Linked DNA regions of Homo sapiens: region 2 is linked to region 1. The links are chromatin contacts, found by Hi-C or POLR2A ChIA-PET in ENCODE. All regions are on one chromosome and are shown on one strand. Each heading gives the region's core, a stretch centred on a gene start or an enhancer-like site at or near the end of the contact. The rest is flanking DNA. Distances are from core to core; before and after follow the strand shown. Region 1 has its middle 110 kb from the start of LNC-LBCS. Region 2 holds the start of LNC-LBCS (lncRNA bladder and prostate cancer suppressor, hnRNPK interacting).

Region 1 (7,111 bases), core at 1,497-3,996:
GTAGTCCCAGCTACTCGGGAGGCTGAGGCAGGAGAATGTCGTGAACCCGGAAGGCGGAGCTTGCAGTGAGCTGAAATTGTGCCACTGCACTCCAGCCTGGGTGACAGAGCAAGACTCCGTCTCAAAAAAGAAAAAAAAGAAAGAAAAAGAAAATATCAACCTCTCTGTCCTGAAGGCTTATTTGAGGAGTTGGGTTTGAAGAGTTGCCTTAATCATTAATCAGAGGAGCTTGTCAAGGGTTTCAGAGAAAAGGAACACTCCAGAAGAGACCAAAGCATAGAGTAACTGATAACAGGGGCATGATTACTAAGAGAGCCAAGGGGAATCTTCAGTGCAGTGGATCTCGACGTAGTTCAAGATCAGTTAAGTATATTTCATTTATATACCACCCCCCTTTGTGAATCCATTCATTCGGCCAGGTAGACCTAGTGTTTTCTAATGCTTATCTATTACTCCAGAAGACTCTATTTGCTTTGAGTTCCTAAATACATCAAGTCAGCAATCTCTAAAAACCTATATTAGAAAAATATTTACATTTAAGAATAGTCCCTCAATTTCACTTAATTTCTAGTGTGGATAGTTCAATCAACACTGATTGAGCCATCTACACTAGGAAAATTTTGGCATCTTGTGTTCTCTCGAAATTATATAGTTCTTTGATTCTTTTAGGCTAGAAGTTCTTCAAGTGATTCTGCGGCACATTGAAGTTGAAAACCACTGCTTTATACCTGTCAGGCAATGGAGCATGCACACTTACCCAGGCTCTCTTTGTTAGAACAGGCATTTCGGCTCAACTGTACAAATACTGCAAGAAAAAAAAACGGTTTTATGGCTGAATATTAACATTGAAAATGGCATATTTCTGTTGGTCATAAATACTCTCTCAAATGGGAAAACATTGTTAAATACTATGCACTTATAAACTTTCAGAGTAGTCAGCATTGTAAATAGTGGTGTTTTATAAACTATTTTCCAATACATTGCCAATGAAGACAATAGACAATAAGCTCCCAAGGGTCTTCATTCCCCTCCTGGGTCTCCCAGTGATAAGGACGCTAATAGGCTGAGATCTCACAGAATTTCAATAAGAGTGTCAGAGGTATTTGAACCAAAGCAACTCCATCTTGAATAGGGGTTGGGTAAAAAAAGACCGAGATCCCACTGGGCTGTATTCCCAGGTGGTATTACTCACAAGATGAGATGGGAGGTCGGCACAAGATACAGGTCATAAAGACCTTGCTGATAAAACAGCATGCGGTAAAAGAAGCTACCAAATCCCACCAAAGTCAAGATGGCAAAGAAAGTGACCTCTGGTTGTCCTCACTGCTCATTATATGCTAATTATAATGCATTAGCATGCTAAAAGACACACCCAACAGCATCATGACAGTTTACAGATGCCATGGCAACATCAGGAAGCTACCCTATATGGTCTAAAAGGGGGAGGAAACCTCAGTTCCGGGAACTGTCCACCCCTTTCCCAGAAGACTCATGAAGAATACACCCCTTGTTTAACATATAACCAAGAAATAACTGTTAAGTATTATCCGTGGAGCAGCCCAAGCTGCTGCTCTGTCTGTGGAGTTGCCATTCTTTATTCCTTTGCTTTCTTAACAGATTTGCTTTCAATAAACTTGCTTTCTTAATAAACTTGCCTGGAATACTTTCTTGTGTGAGATCCAAGAGCCTTCTCTTGGGATCTGGATTGGGCCCCTTTCTGATAACAAGAATTCACTTTTCTGTGTATGACAGGTGAGAGGATGGCCCCCGGGAAGAAAGTTTGGAAAAAGTCTCCTGGACCGGAAGCGGAAGGGAGGGAGGGAGAGAGGGAAAGAGGAAGTGGGGAAAAAAGACCTGAGATGTAGATTCTTGACCACAGGCAAGTCCTTCATGGTCCTTTTCCTGGCAGATCTTAGACATCTCATGTGCTTTGCCCAGTTCTCACTGTTGATGCCTAGAAATTAATGGTTTCATAGTGGGATAATGCCATTCCTCTGAAGTCTAGGTCTGATACCCATCAGCAGTATTTAAAACCACACAACCCTTTTTGAAATACCAAAATAGCTAAGCCGAATAAAAAATATAAACTTTGACAGGCAAACTAAGATGCTTTCATGCATTTTATGCTAAAACCGTACCAACTCTCCGTAAAACTCTTTACCTGCGTTCGCCCCATCCCCTGGTTCGCATTGTTCTCAGTAATGAAGACCTCCTTGCCTATCACTAACACCAATTAGCTTACACCAAACTTCAGGACGCCAAGGAAAAGGAAAAATCACTCTTCCAGCAGCGGTCATTTAAGAAAAAAAAAAATTGATAATAATGTGGAACTCCCTCCAAAATTAGCCTACACCGTGATATAAATTGGTTTTCTTTGTGATCTAAAATTGACTCGCAGTTGACTAGTTAGAAAATAGTTGCTGAAAAGCCGGGGCCTTGGAGCTTTCGGATCCTGCCCGCCTTTCATCATGTAAACAAACGCATCAGATTTAAAGCTTTCCCATAATTGTTATGCTAACCTTGGAGCGCAACCTCTCCATTTGCATTTGAAGGAGCTAAATATTAGGCAGGAAAGAAAGTGCTCTTTTTGAAAGCCTGAGAAAATGTCCCCGCTCGGGGCTGCTCCGCCATCTGGGCCGCGGGCTGGGCGCGCGGCTCCCGCCCCCAGCTCCTTGGCAGAGGCGCCGGAGGAAGGGGCGCCGCGAAGGGCCGTCATCTTGTTGGAAAAGAATGCAGAAATGCCCCCCTAAGGCTGAATGAGCACCACTTCCACACTCAGGGCGGGGGAGGCCGGGGGACGTGGGAGCGGCGCGCCAGGAGCGAGGCGTCCCTGGTGACAGCGCGTCCCGAGGGCTCTCCCTTTTCCCAGAGCGCATACCAAAGGCAGACTCCTTTGCAGGCTCCACGAGCCCCATTCGCGGTGGAAAGGGGCGTTCCAGACTGCAGGGTGAGGGGCTCCGGTGTGTGTGTGGTGTGTGTGGTGTGTGTGTGTACGCGCGCGCACGCCCTTAAGGAAAAATCCATCTTTTATAAGTGCTGTGGCCCACTTTTAACTGGATCTCGTGGAGTACTCAGATACAGCCGGTATAGTGAAGGCTAATAGCATCAGCACACTTTCGCGCATTAATCTTGGAGTAATTAAAAATAAAAACAGTGAGCTATGGGGTTTTGTTAAACAAGGGAGAAAAAAGGTTCCAACCTCCCATCAGCCTATTCTGGGGGAATCCAGAGAGCCCATGCATCCCTCTACCTTTCCATGCAACCTGCACACAAAGCATGTCTATCGGGAGTCACGGGGAAAATCATTCCTGGGAGAATATCTAGGGCATCATAAACCAGAACAGAGCTGGAGGGGGATAAGATGCTGCTAGATTGAAAGAATGTAATTATTTTCTTTCACCACTTCTCATTTTAATCTCATTTCTAATATAACTCAAAGGTGCTTTGATTTTAAAATGATTTTTCTGCTGTCAGAATTAGCATTTTTCACTAGTCCTAGGAGACATTCCAGAGGAGAACGGCATTTTTATTTTCCTTTTCTCCCCCCATGATTTCACAAAGGCTTCTCATGCATCGCTGGACTGTATTACAAAGTTAGGGGATTTTTTTCCCTCTCCTCAAAGGAAGATCATTGAGGCTGCAAGTAACCCTGGTAGCTGCTAGGAGATGGAATTCTTCAGGCTAAAACTGCATGTTGCACAAATAACTGGCAAAAAGAGGAATGCAGGGCAGCACTTGAGTCCTCCACAGGAGCAGAAAAGATGCAGGAGTGACCCTGCAGAAAATATTGGGATAAAAAAAGGACAGTTTTTTGTTTTTCTTAGCCATAAACTAAATATCAGTGTTTGACAAGTCTCTAAAATGCACCAGTTGCTATTCATTCTATTTACTTCATAAGTATTTATTAAGGGCTACGTGTTTTGTTTGTTTGGTTCTTAGGAGTCAGAACTTGGCCTCAGGCAGACCTGGGTTCTCACACTTAATTACCTTAGAGGCCCCAAAACAGTTACTTAGCCTTGCTGAATCTCAGTGTTTTCATCTGTAAAATGGGTGTTTTGTGCCCATCTCAGGGGACTATTTTCAGGATTAAAAAGCTCAGTGCCTAGCACATAGTACAAGCACCCCATAAATCATCTTCATCATCATTGTGGTCACTGTCTTGTCTCTGAAGACTTTAAAAGGATCTTTTATAACTTAAATGAAGCAAATGAAGAAAGCATCCAAACATATTTATTTGCTGCCAAATTCTTTTCTAGCTGCTGGAGATAAACAGCTCCTTTGTAGAGGGTAGACAATGAAGGTGGAGGGGAGGATAGGATGAAAGGGGTCCTCAGCCCTGGTTGCACATTTGAATCACCTGGAAAGATTTTGCAAAACCAAGTCCCACCTGTTTGCATGGAATAGCACCTAGGCATTGTTTTTCGTGGTGTTGTTTTCAATTCCCAGGTGATTCTAATGTACAATCAGGGTTAAAAAACACTAACTTAGAAGCTGTCACCATTATCCAAGTGAGAGATGCTGGTAGCTTTTATCAGAGTGATAGAAGTGGAGATGCTCAGAGATGGTCATAGTCAGGACACGTATTAGAGGTAGAAGCAAATCAACCTGCTAATGGATTGAAAGTGATGAGGATGGGTGGGGAGACAAAGAGGAATCAGGAACCCCCTAGTTTGGGACGACAGTACAGATGATGATTCCATTTCCCAGGATGGAGAAAATGAAGGGAATACAGGCTGGGGAATGGAAACCATAGAGCTGAAGACTGGCACAAAAATACTGACCATGTTATGTATGAGATGCTTATTGGACATATATTAATATAACATTAACCTAATTTGTAAGTGGACGAATCCAGCAGGCAGTTGATTTGCAAAGAAGCCAGAACACTAAATGTCATGTGTCTGAGCACTGCCAAAAAAAACTTTCTGTGAAGATGAAAATACTCTAAATCTGCACTGTCCAATACAGCAGCCACCAGCCACGTGTGCGTATTGAGCATCTCAAATCAGGTTAGGCTGGTGTGGCTGAGGAACTGAATTTTAATTTTATTTTATTTTAATTGGCTTAAATTTAAATAGCCATATGTGGCAGGTGGCTATCCTATTTGACAAATTAGGTATGTATTGATGATTCCCATCTTTATGTATTTGGCCTGAACTACTTCTTTCAGAATCTGACTTCTCACCACTTGCCCTAGTAACAGGTCAAAGCCACTATCATCTGCAGTCTAGAGTATTGCAACAGCCTCCTACTGTTTACAATGTCCTCCGCCCACTCTTGTCACTTCTATTATATATTCTCAAAACAGCAGCCAAAATGATCTTCACAACCTGATGTTCATTTATCATGAAAATCATACCAGGTATTTCCTCTACTTAAAGCCATATAATGACTCCCCATCTTGACACAGTAAAACCCAAAGTCCTTCCAATAGTCCACAAAAAAGCCCCCTCTTTGTCTCTCTAACACTGCTTCACACTTTTCTGTTCCTACTGTAGCAGTTTTCACCATCTGTTGTACTGTATAATTAACTCAGTTATTTTATTTATTGTCCGTCTCCGTCTTAGTAGAAAGTAGTCTCCCTTAGGGTGGGGATTTATGACTATTTTGTTTACTATTTTATCCTCTGGTACCAAAAACACGGTACCCTGATACATATTAGGCACTCAGTACACACTTATTGAATGACTGAGGCAGCATATAGATAATAGATACTCAGCCAGGTTAACCAGAGAGAAAGGCTGTAGACAGAAAATAGGAGAGGCTCCAGGATTGAGCCCTGGGCCATCCAACATTCAGAACCTCACTGTCCAATATGGAAGCCCTGGGCCATCCAACATTCAGAACCTCACTGTCCAATATGGCAGCCATATGTGGCTATTTTAGAACTTTTGAAATATGCTCATCCCAACTGAGATGTACGGTTAAGTCACAGGATTTTGAAAACTTAAGTATTTATTTTTAAAAGAAGAATGCAAAGTATCTCAATTATATCGATTACTTATTGAAATTACAGTATTTGTATATATTGAATTACATATAATATTAAAATCAATTTTATTGATTTTTTACATTTTTAACATGTAAATTAAATACTAGGATACTGAATATCACATATGTGGCTCGTGTCATATTTCTATTGGACACACTGGTTTAGAGAATGGGAAGAATAGCCAGCAGGGGATTCTGTCCAGTGAGATAGGAGAAAACAGGAGGCAAGCGTGGTGCATAAAAGATTACAGAAATAATTGTTTCATATAGGAGAGAACAGCTAAACAGATTGAATGAATGAGATACAGATGGAGAACTGACCAAGGGATTTGCCAAAATGAAGATTATTCTTAGTCTTGACAAGAGTGGTTTCAGTGAAGTTGTGTGGATGGGAGCCCTACTGGAGAGGGTTTGAAGTCAGTATGAAAAGTGAAGACGTAGAGACAACCAACATAGACAACCCAATCAAAAATGTTTTGCTCTGAGAAGTTGTGGTTGCTGGAGGTAAACAGAGGAAAAAAAATTTAATGGGAGATATTTTTTAAGAATATTTGACAACTGAAGGAAATGATCCAGGAGAGAGAAACCTGAATTGGAAAATCTTGGCTAACTACATATAATATAGAAACACGGCACTTTAAAACTGAACAGGCCCTTGAAGATCATCTTCGACAAACATTTTGCATTACGGCTAAGAATTCTGAGGTTCATACAGGTGAATGATCAATGTCATACATCACAGCTGAAACCAGAATCAGAAATAACATCTACAAATGAACACTTGCTTGAATTGAGTTCATTTCTGCAGAGACAAACATTTTCAAATTCTAATATATTTGACCCACTTTTTGCCTTATAAAGCACGATATTTCCATAATTTCTAGTGGTTCATTAAGAGCTAACATTAAGTGCAGTGGTGCAATCTCGGCTCACTGCAACCTCTGCCTCCTGGGTTGAAGTGATTCTCCTGCCTCAGCCTCCCAAGTAGCTGGGATTACAGGCACACGTCCCTATGCTCAGCTAATTTTTGTATTTTTAGTAGAGACAGGGTTTCACTATGTTGGCCAGGCTGGTCTCAAACTCCTGGCCTCAAGCAATCCACCCGCCTTGGCCTCCCAAA
Region 2 (7,111 bases), core at 1,374-3,873, 110 kb after region 1:
AATTTAGGTCCACAGAAAAACCTGCAAGCAATTTTTCAAGACAGTTTTATTTGTAATAGGCACTCCCCCCGCCCAAAAAAAGAAGGAACCAAAATGTATGATAGGTGAATGCTGAATGATTAAACAAACTGTGTTACACCCATAGTGTAGAACTCAGTAACAGAAAGGAACAAACTAGAAATACCTGCAATAACTTGGATAAATCTCTAGGGCATTCTGCTGAGTTGGGTGGGGTGGGGGGGTGGGGGGGATGGTGAGCTAATCTTAGAAGGTCACAAGCTGTGAGGACCAATTTATAAAACATTCCCCAAACGACAAAATTATAGAAATGGAGAACAGACTGATGGTTGCAAAGGGTTAGGGATGGTGTGGGGGAAAGAAAGGGACGACCATAAAGGGACTGTATGAGAGAGATCTTCGTGGTGTTGAAATAGTTTGTATTTTGATTGTGGTAATGATTACAAGAGTCTTCAGGGATAAGGTGACACAGAATCACAGGCACATTTTATCTCAGTGTCAATGTCCTGGCTTTATTATTGTGCTCTAGCTATGCGGGATGTAACCAACAGTGGAGGCTCTATCAGACCTCTCTGTACTATCTTTGCAACTTCCTGTAAGTCTACATTCAAATAAAAAGTTAAAAAAATCGGTGCCCAGGCCACATCCCAAACCTTGTAAATTAAAATATCTAGGGGAAGAACCTAAACAACTGCATTTTTTTTTTAAATGCACGAGGTAATTTTAAAGTGTAGCTAGAGTTAGGAACCACCGCCAGCTGGTATTATTACCGAAACTACAAGCAGGTGGAACACCTGTAAGTCTGGTGGAAGATGATAAGGAAGGAGAAAACTAAATATACAAATCTATGTTAGGTTTCTTGAGGGTTTTATTCTCCTAACGTTAAAACCTAGTATTAAGTGAATCCAAATAATGTGGATGGGATAATCAGTCATCCATTATGATACAGACCATTTTACACAAAATAGGCCAGCCCCAATAGACTATTCTTTAGATTCTTAAGCATTTGGTATCGATGTTACAATTTTAAAATGCTAAAAAGCAATTATAATCACATTTAAATATGCAGCAATTTTAGAAAATCAATGTTTCACCGAGTTTCTCATTTTAGATGAATAACAAAATGAGTTCAAATTTTTATTTGTGTTGACTACCACCAGCAGCGACCCGTGGGAAGTAAGTGAAAAGCAAGTATTCCTATTTTGACTACACATTCTAATGTATTGGTTATTTATATTTATGATCACCAACTATTATCTATTAGACTTCTCCGGATTTAACTGTTTAGGAAGTGAGCTGTAGACATACAGAAACCAAGGATTATTTTGAGCCAATAAACAGTGACTTGACCAACCGAATGCCTTGTGTGGTTATTAATCATTCCATATCACCATCATCAAAAGACACTGTGCATCTACTCAGCTGGGCCAGGGGATTAAAGGTTTACGAAAGAGTCCCTCCTTGCCTTTAAACGGTTTAAAGTCTGTTTGAGGATGGGTCCAAATACATAAAATGATGAATAACAAAGCGAAGAACATGCTGAAATCTGGACTGACAAAAGAAAAGGGCCAAAGGGCTTGTTTTTACTGGAAGTATTTTTGCATAAGCTGGGAAGGGAGTTTGCATCTTCTGGACTCATAGATCAGACAAATGAGCAGCTTCAACAAAGCAGATTTATGCTATCCACCAGGAGGGTTTTGCTTAGTTGTCAGTTGTGGACTTTCTTCCAAAAATGCAGCTGTTTTGAAGCAAGAAATCTGGCACCAAAAAATAAATAAAATGAAAATTTAGAATAAGAATTACCTCCCACCCAACTCTAATCAACAGCTACGTCTCCCTTTCCTCCACCTTCAAGATTTAAAGGTCTGGGGTGGAAACTGGAGGTGTGGGGGGGCGAATGAGCTATTTGCCTTGCCCCAAGACCACCAATCTCCTGTGTGTGTGTCTCTCTCTCTCCAAATACGACCCTCACACACTCTCCAATTTACACTGCTACAACTTCCCAGATTTGTTTTACCTTCTGGAAAGATTTATCCATTTGGAAGCGTTCTTGAAGTTGCTAACTGTCGTGAAGTTCGATTTGAAAGCAAAACAATGACCGCGTTTTAACAGACAGTGCAAATTCTTTTTAAAAAAAAGTTGTTTTGTGATTATGGGAGATAATCAACAGCTACTCAGACATTCTTCTCTTAAACAGCTGAGGTTTATCATTTTCGCTATTATGACAATGAATTTTTTCCTCCTTTGCTTTCTGCCTTTTGGCAGGAGCCTCGACTCTGCAGGTGTTAGCGCTGTAAGGGCCGAACCCAACCGCCAGAATGTCTGCCGAGCCTAGCATGGGATGCTGCCCAGCAAAACAGCACCCAGGGAGAGGGCGACTGAGGAAGACAGCCTGCAAGCGCGCTTCAGAAAGGACTGGGACCAGAGCCCTAGAAAACTACAGCGAGTGGATTCCCTGGCAGGGGAAACCCGCGAGAGCCTGGGAAAAAAAAAAAAACGAGAGGGAGAGAAAAAAACTCACCCGGGCGCCCTGAAGCCCAGCGCAAGCAAGCGAGTGAGCGCGCAGGCTGGCTGGGCTGCTCCAGCTGGAAGTCATTGTGCGGGCTGGCGTCTGCGTTGTCAGGGCGACCGCCCGGCCGGCGCCAGCGGAGCGGGGGAGGCGGGCTCCGTGAATGGGTGACGTCACGCAGCCGGCGCCAGGCAGTCTGGGCGGCCGAGCCAATGAATCAGCTGTCCGGGGGAGGCAGCGCAGCGCGGCGCGCGGGAGCTGGGTGCAGGAATGCGCCTGGAGCCGCGCGGCCCGGGAGGGCGCGAGACGTCTCCGCCCGCCTGGTCGCCCCGCGGCGGCCAGAGGTCCCAGCGTCCCAGGCTCGGCCATTCCGGTGCCCCCCACGCCCAGTCTGCGGCTGTGCCCGCGTCCCTAGTTTTCCGCCGGTTACCCCCACGGGCGCGCGCTCTGCGGGGAGGCCCACGAGCTGGGGGGGCCGCTGGGGTGGTGTCAGGATGTTTTCACTTACTGCGACTGTGGCACTTATTTAAAAGGAAACATACAATAAAACTTGTCCTTGTAGATAAAATAGACTTTGAAAGTATTGATGAATTCACTGCCACCTTACTGTGCTCTCCGCATTGTGCTGGGTGTTGGGTATCACAAACAATGAAAGGACCAGGACTCGGAAGTTCCCAAAATTGAACTGGGTAGAAAAAAGTGTAAGGAACTCATGATTCAGACTTACAGCCGACTGCTCTTCCAATATTCTATAGTGTGGGACTATAGGGCGCCTTTAAGGTTCTAGAAGGCAAATGGCTCCAAAGATTTCCAATTTTTTGGTGTTTTTGTGTTTTGCATTACCTCTGTCCTGCTTTGCTCTCCATTACAGTGTCCTGTAGGTGGCCAAGTACTGGGTTAAGGTCATTTCAGTATGCCCAGCATTTGACGCTCTCCCTGACTCCTGGTAAGGACTGGACATTGTTGATGGGTAATCCACAATGCAAGAGCAAATAATTTTAAGGCTAGAGTAAAAGGAGTACTTCTGAATTCCTAAACATCTTTTTGGGTGCTTACTTGTTGGTTTCTGGTGGTTTTTCAAGAGTAGTGATGCATCATTACTGAAACTGGAAAACCAGAGTGTGGCCCAGACTCACATTATAGTAGATGTCGTTAAATCAGCCCTTCCTGCTGAAGTCTGTGCCCCCCTTTTTAAATCTGGAAGATGAGATCTGGTGAGATATTCTCTTAAGACTCATGAAGTTCTAGCAGTCTATCATTGTATTTATCAACCTTTCAAACGAATGACTTTATTCCTATCACAGTATGTGATATATGTGACATTCATTTAACAAACACTTCAGGGTCCCTGCTATGCAAATACTATGTACTGGAAGTTTTAACTGAAATTTTTTTGGAATAAAAGTTAAGGGCCTGGCGGCTCATGCCTGAATCCCAGCACTCTGTGGGGCCGAGGGAGAGTTCGAGACCAGCCTGACCAACATGGTGTCCGGAATTGGTGGGTTCTTGGTCTCACTTACCTCAAGAATGAAGCCGCAGACCCTCGCGGTGAGTGTTACAGTTCTTAAAGGCGGCGTGTCTGGAGTTTGTTCCTTCTGATGTGTTCAGTTTCTTCCTTCTGGTGGGTTCATGGTCTCGCTGGCTCAAGAGTGAAGCTACAGACCTTCCCCGTGAGTGTTACAGCTCATAAGGCGGCCTGTCTGGAGTTGTTCATTCCTTCTGGTGGGTTTGTGGTCTCGCTGGCTTCAAGAGTGAAGCTGTAGACCTTCACGGTGAGTAGCACACAGCTCATAAAGGCAGTGGGGACCCACAGAGTAAGCAGCAGCAAGACTTATTGCAAAGGGCGAAAGAATAAAGCTTCCACAGCACCTAAGCGGACACGAACGGCTTTTTACTGCTGGCTGGGGCAGCCTGCTTTTATTCTCTTACCTGGCCCCACCCACATCCTGCTAATTAGTCCATTTTACAGAGAGCTGAGTGGTCTGTTTGCGCTGATTGGTGCATTTACAACCCCTGAGCTAGACACAAAGGTTCTCCACATTCCCACTAGATGATGCTAGATACAGAGTGTCCACACAAAGGTTCTCCAAGTCCCCACCAGAGTAGCTAGATACAGAGTGTCCATTGATGCACTCACAAACCCTGAGCTAGACACAGGGTGCTGATTGGTGTGTTTACAAACCTCGAGCTAGATACAGAGTGCTGATTGGTGTATTTACAATCCCTTAGCTAGACATAAAGATTCTCCAAGTCCCCATCAGATTCAGGAGCCCAGGTGGCTTCACCCAGTGGATCCCGCACTGGGGCCGCAGGTGGAGCTGCCTACCAGTCCTGCGCAGTGGGCCCACACTCCTCAGCCGTTGGGTGGTGGATGGGACTGGGCACCATGGAGCAGGGGGCAGTGCTCATCAGGGAGGGTCAGGCCGCACAGGAGCCCACGGACGTCGGGGGAGGCTCAGGCATGGCGGGCTGCAGGTCCCAAGCCCTGCCCCGTGGGAAGGCAGCTAAGGCCCACCGAGAAATTGAGCACAGCAGCTGCTGGCCCAGGTGCTAAGCCCCTCACTGCCCGGGGCCGGCACCGCTGGTGGGCTGCTCTGAGTGCGGGGCCTGCCAAGCCCACGCCCACCTGGAACTCGCGCTGGCTCGCAAGCACCACCTGCAGCCCCAGTTCCCGCCCACGCCTCTCCCTCCACACCTCCCTGCCAGCTGAGGGAGCCGTCTCCGGCCTTGTCCAGCCCAGAAAGGGGCTCCCACAGTGCAGCAGTGGGCTGAAGGGCTCCTCAAGTGTCGCCAAAGTGGGAGCCCAGGCAGAGGAGGCGACGAGAGCGAGCAAGGGCTGTGAGGACTGCCAGCACGCTGTCACCTCTCAATGGTGAAACCCCATCTCTACTAAAAAAAAAAAAAACAAATTAGCTGGGTGTGGTGATGCACGCCTGTAGTCCCAGCTACTCAGAAGGCTGAGGCAGGGGAATCACTTGAAGGTGGCAGAGGTTGCAGTGAGCCGAGATGGTGCCACTTGCACTCCCACCTGGGCAACAGAGCAAGACTCCATCTCAAAAAAAAAAAGGGGAGAGAGAGAGAAAAAGAAAAGGAAGGAAGGAAGAAAGAAAGAGAGAAACTAGAAAACAAAGCAAGTGCTAATAAACGGGTATAGGCCAGTTTATCTTGATGTGCATGAAGTCACCTGGCAATTGGATGAAATGCAGAAGAGGCTTGGGATTCTGCATCTTTAACAAGCCCCCAAGTGATGTTGATATTGCTAACCCTGAACTGCACTTTGAATAAAGAGAATCTTGACCACAGAGTACCAAGGAAAGCATAAAGTAAGAATATAATGGATATAAAGTGGTCTGGGTTCCTAAAACCTGTGGAGAAGATGAGCTTGAGCCACGTGATTGTGCATATGATTGGCTGAGGGAATGAAAAAGCAGAAGAAACAGCATAAATAACAATTGCATTGGAAGGAAAGGAGCAAAAAATAAGTTGAGGGGTGAAGAAGATTTTGTCTGACTTCAATTAAAAATATTTAGGGAAACTATAAAAAATGGGATTGAAGATTTACTGGTGGGGTAAGACAACCTTAGAGGTTACCCAATTTAATTTGGTGTAGTTGAAACTGAGCAGCAGTACAATCTCATTAGATAATGGCAGAGCTCAGAATGGAAGCCGAACCTGAGAAATTTAGATGACAAATACCTTACACATAGAGTCTTTGATATAAGAAAAGCCACTTGTCATTGTTGTGCAAGGTGAAAATATGAGGGAAGAACGAAAACAAGCGAAGAGACCCATAGGAAATAATATTAATAGTCCAAGCATGGAGTTTTGGGGAAGGTTTGGTCTAGGGAAGATGAGAAAATATCAGGTGAAGAGGTGAATCAGAAAAATTTTGTGTTTGCATGAATTGTAATGGCTGCCACCAGCTGATTAAATCATCCATTTATGTAAGAAAAGGAAAAAACTTCCCTCCATCCCTCCCATGGTCCAATGAAGCATTTTTCAACCCTGACCTCACATCGGCATTACTATTTTTTTTCAGTGGGAATTCCTGAGCTCCACCCCACAGAAATTTAATCAGAATCTCTGGGAGTGGAGCCCTAGAATCAGTATTTTTAAAGCCTCCCTAGGTGATTATAATGGGCAGTCAGTGTTGAGAATCACTAATCTAATATACAGTCACCAGCTCATTTTGTAGGCTTCATTTCTGCCCCTGAACATTACCCCCAGTGTTAACTGTTATACTAGCACTAGATCATTTTTAATACTGGGTGTGTTTGGTGGTGGATTTTGATGGTTTATAGCACATTCTCTAAGCTCAATGTCTTCCATCCCTCATTAACTGTCATGGTTTAGTTGTGAACATACCCTGATATCTCTCATTGGCGAGAGAAGGAACAGTGATTTGGCACGTGACTGGATGGAAATGATAAACCTGGTTTATGAACCTATATGGTACCATAGTGTGGCAGTGCAGTTATTTTACTTGATTTTAGCTTTGCTTTAATAATCTACTTTAACAGCCTCTTTAGGTTTAGAACTGATGAATGAGCACTTAAAATAGCGACTTGGACCATTGGAACTTTT

What was found. A loop is a pair of places that touch in the nucleus more often than their neighbours do. ChIA-PET counts read pairs that join two places held with the same protein, here RNA polymerase II (POLR2A). Pooled maps may share reads with other maps.
Region 2: a map of posterior cingulate gyrus shows a loop between it and region 1 (2.2-fold over the local background). The contact joins the promoter of LNC-LBCS here to the enhancer-like site in region 1. A Hi-C loop is called at or near these places in 1 of 168 maps with a recorded cell type or tissue (posterior cingulate gyrus) and 2 of 50 pooled maps. POLR2A ChIA-PET finds 5 or more read pairs at or near these places in 3 of 52 experiments (H1 and WTC11).

What each region holds. Positions count from the first base shown.
Region 1 is chr6:19,689,070-19,696,180 of GRCh38, forward strand. No RefSeq gene overlaps it. Among named protein-coding and RNA genes, the nearest start is that of LNC-LBCS, 110 kb to the right of the region's middle. RefSeq lists an enhancer at 2,359-2,862. Within about 2 kb of position 2,747, at least 2 of the 41 ENCODE cell types and tissues checked have a DNase peak (open chromatin) inside an H3K27ac peak, as active enhancers do.
Region 2 is chr6:19,802,136-19,809,246 of GRCh38, forward strand. It overlaps LNC-LBCS (lncRNA bladder and prostate cancer suppressor, hnRNPK interacting), which reads right to left and starts at 2,624. Exons shown (of 4, transcript NR_134651.1): 1 at 2,540-2,624; 2 at 1-21. It overlaps LOC105374963 (a long non-coding RNA gene), which reads left to right and starts at 5,787. Exons shown (of 5, transcript XR_007059488.1): 1 at 5,787-5,850; 2 at 7,048-7,111. RefSeq lists a silencer at 2,543-2,592.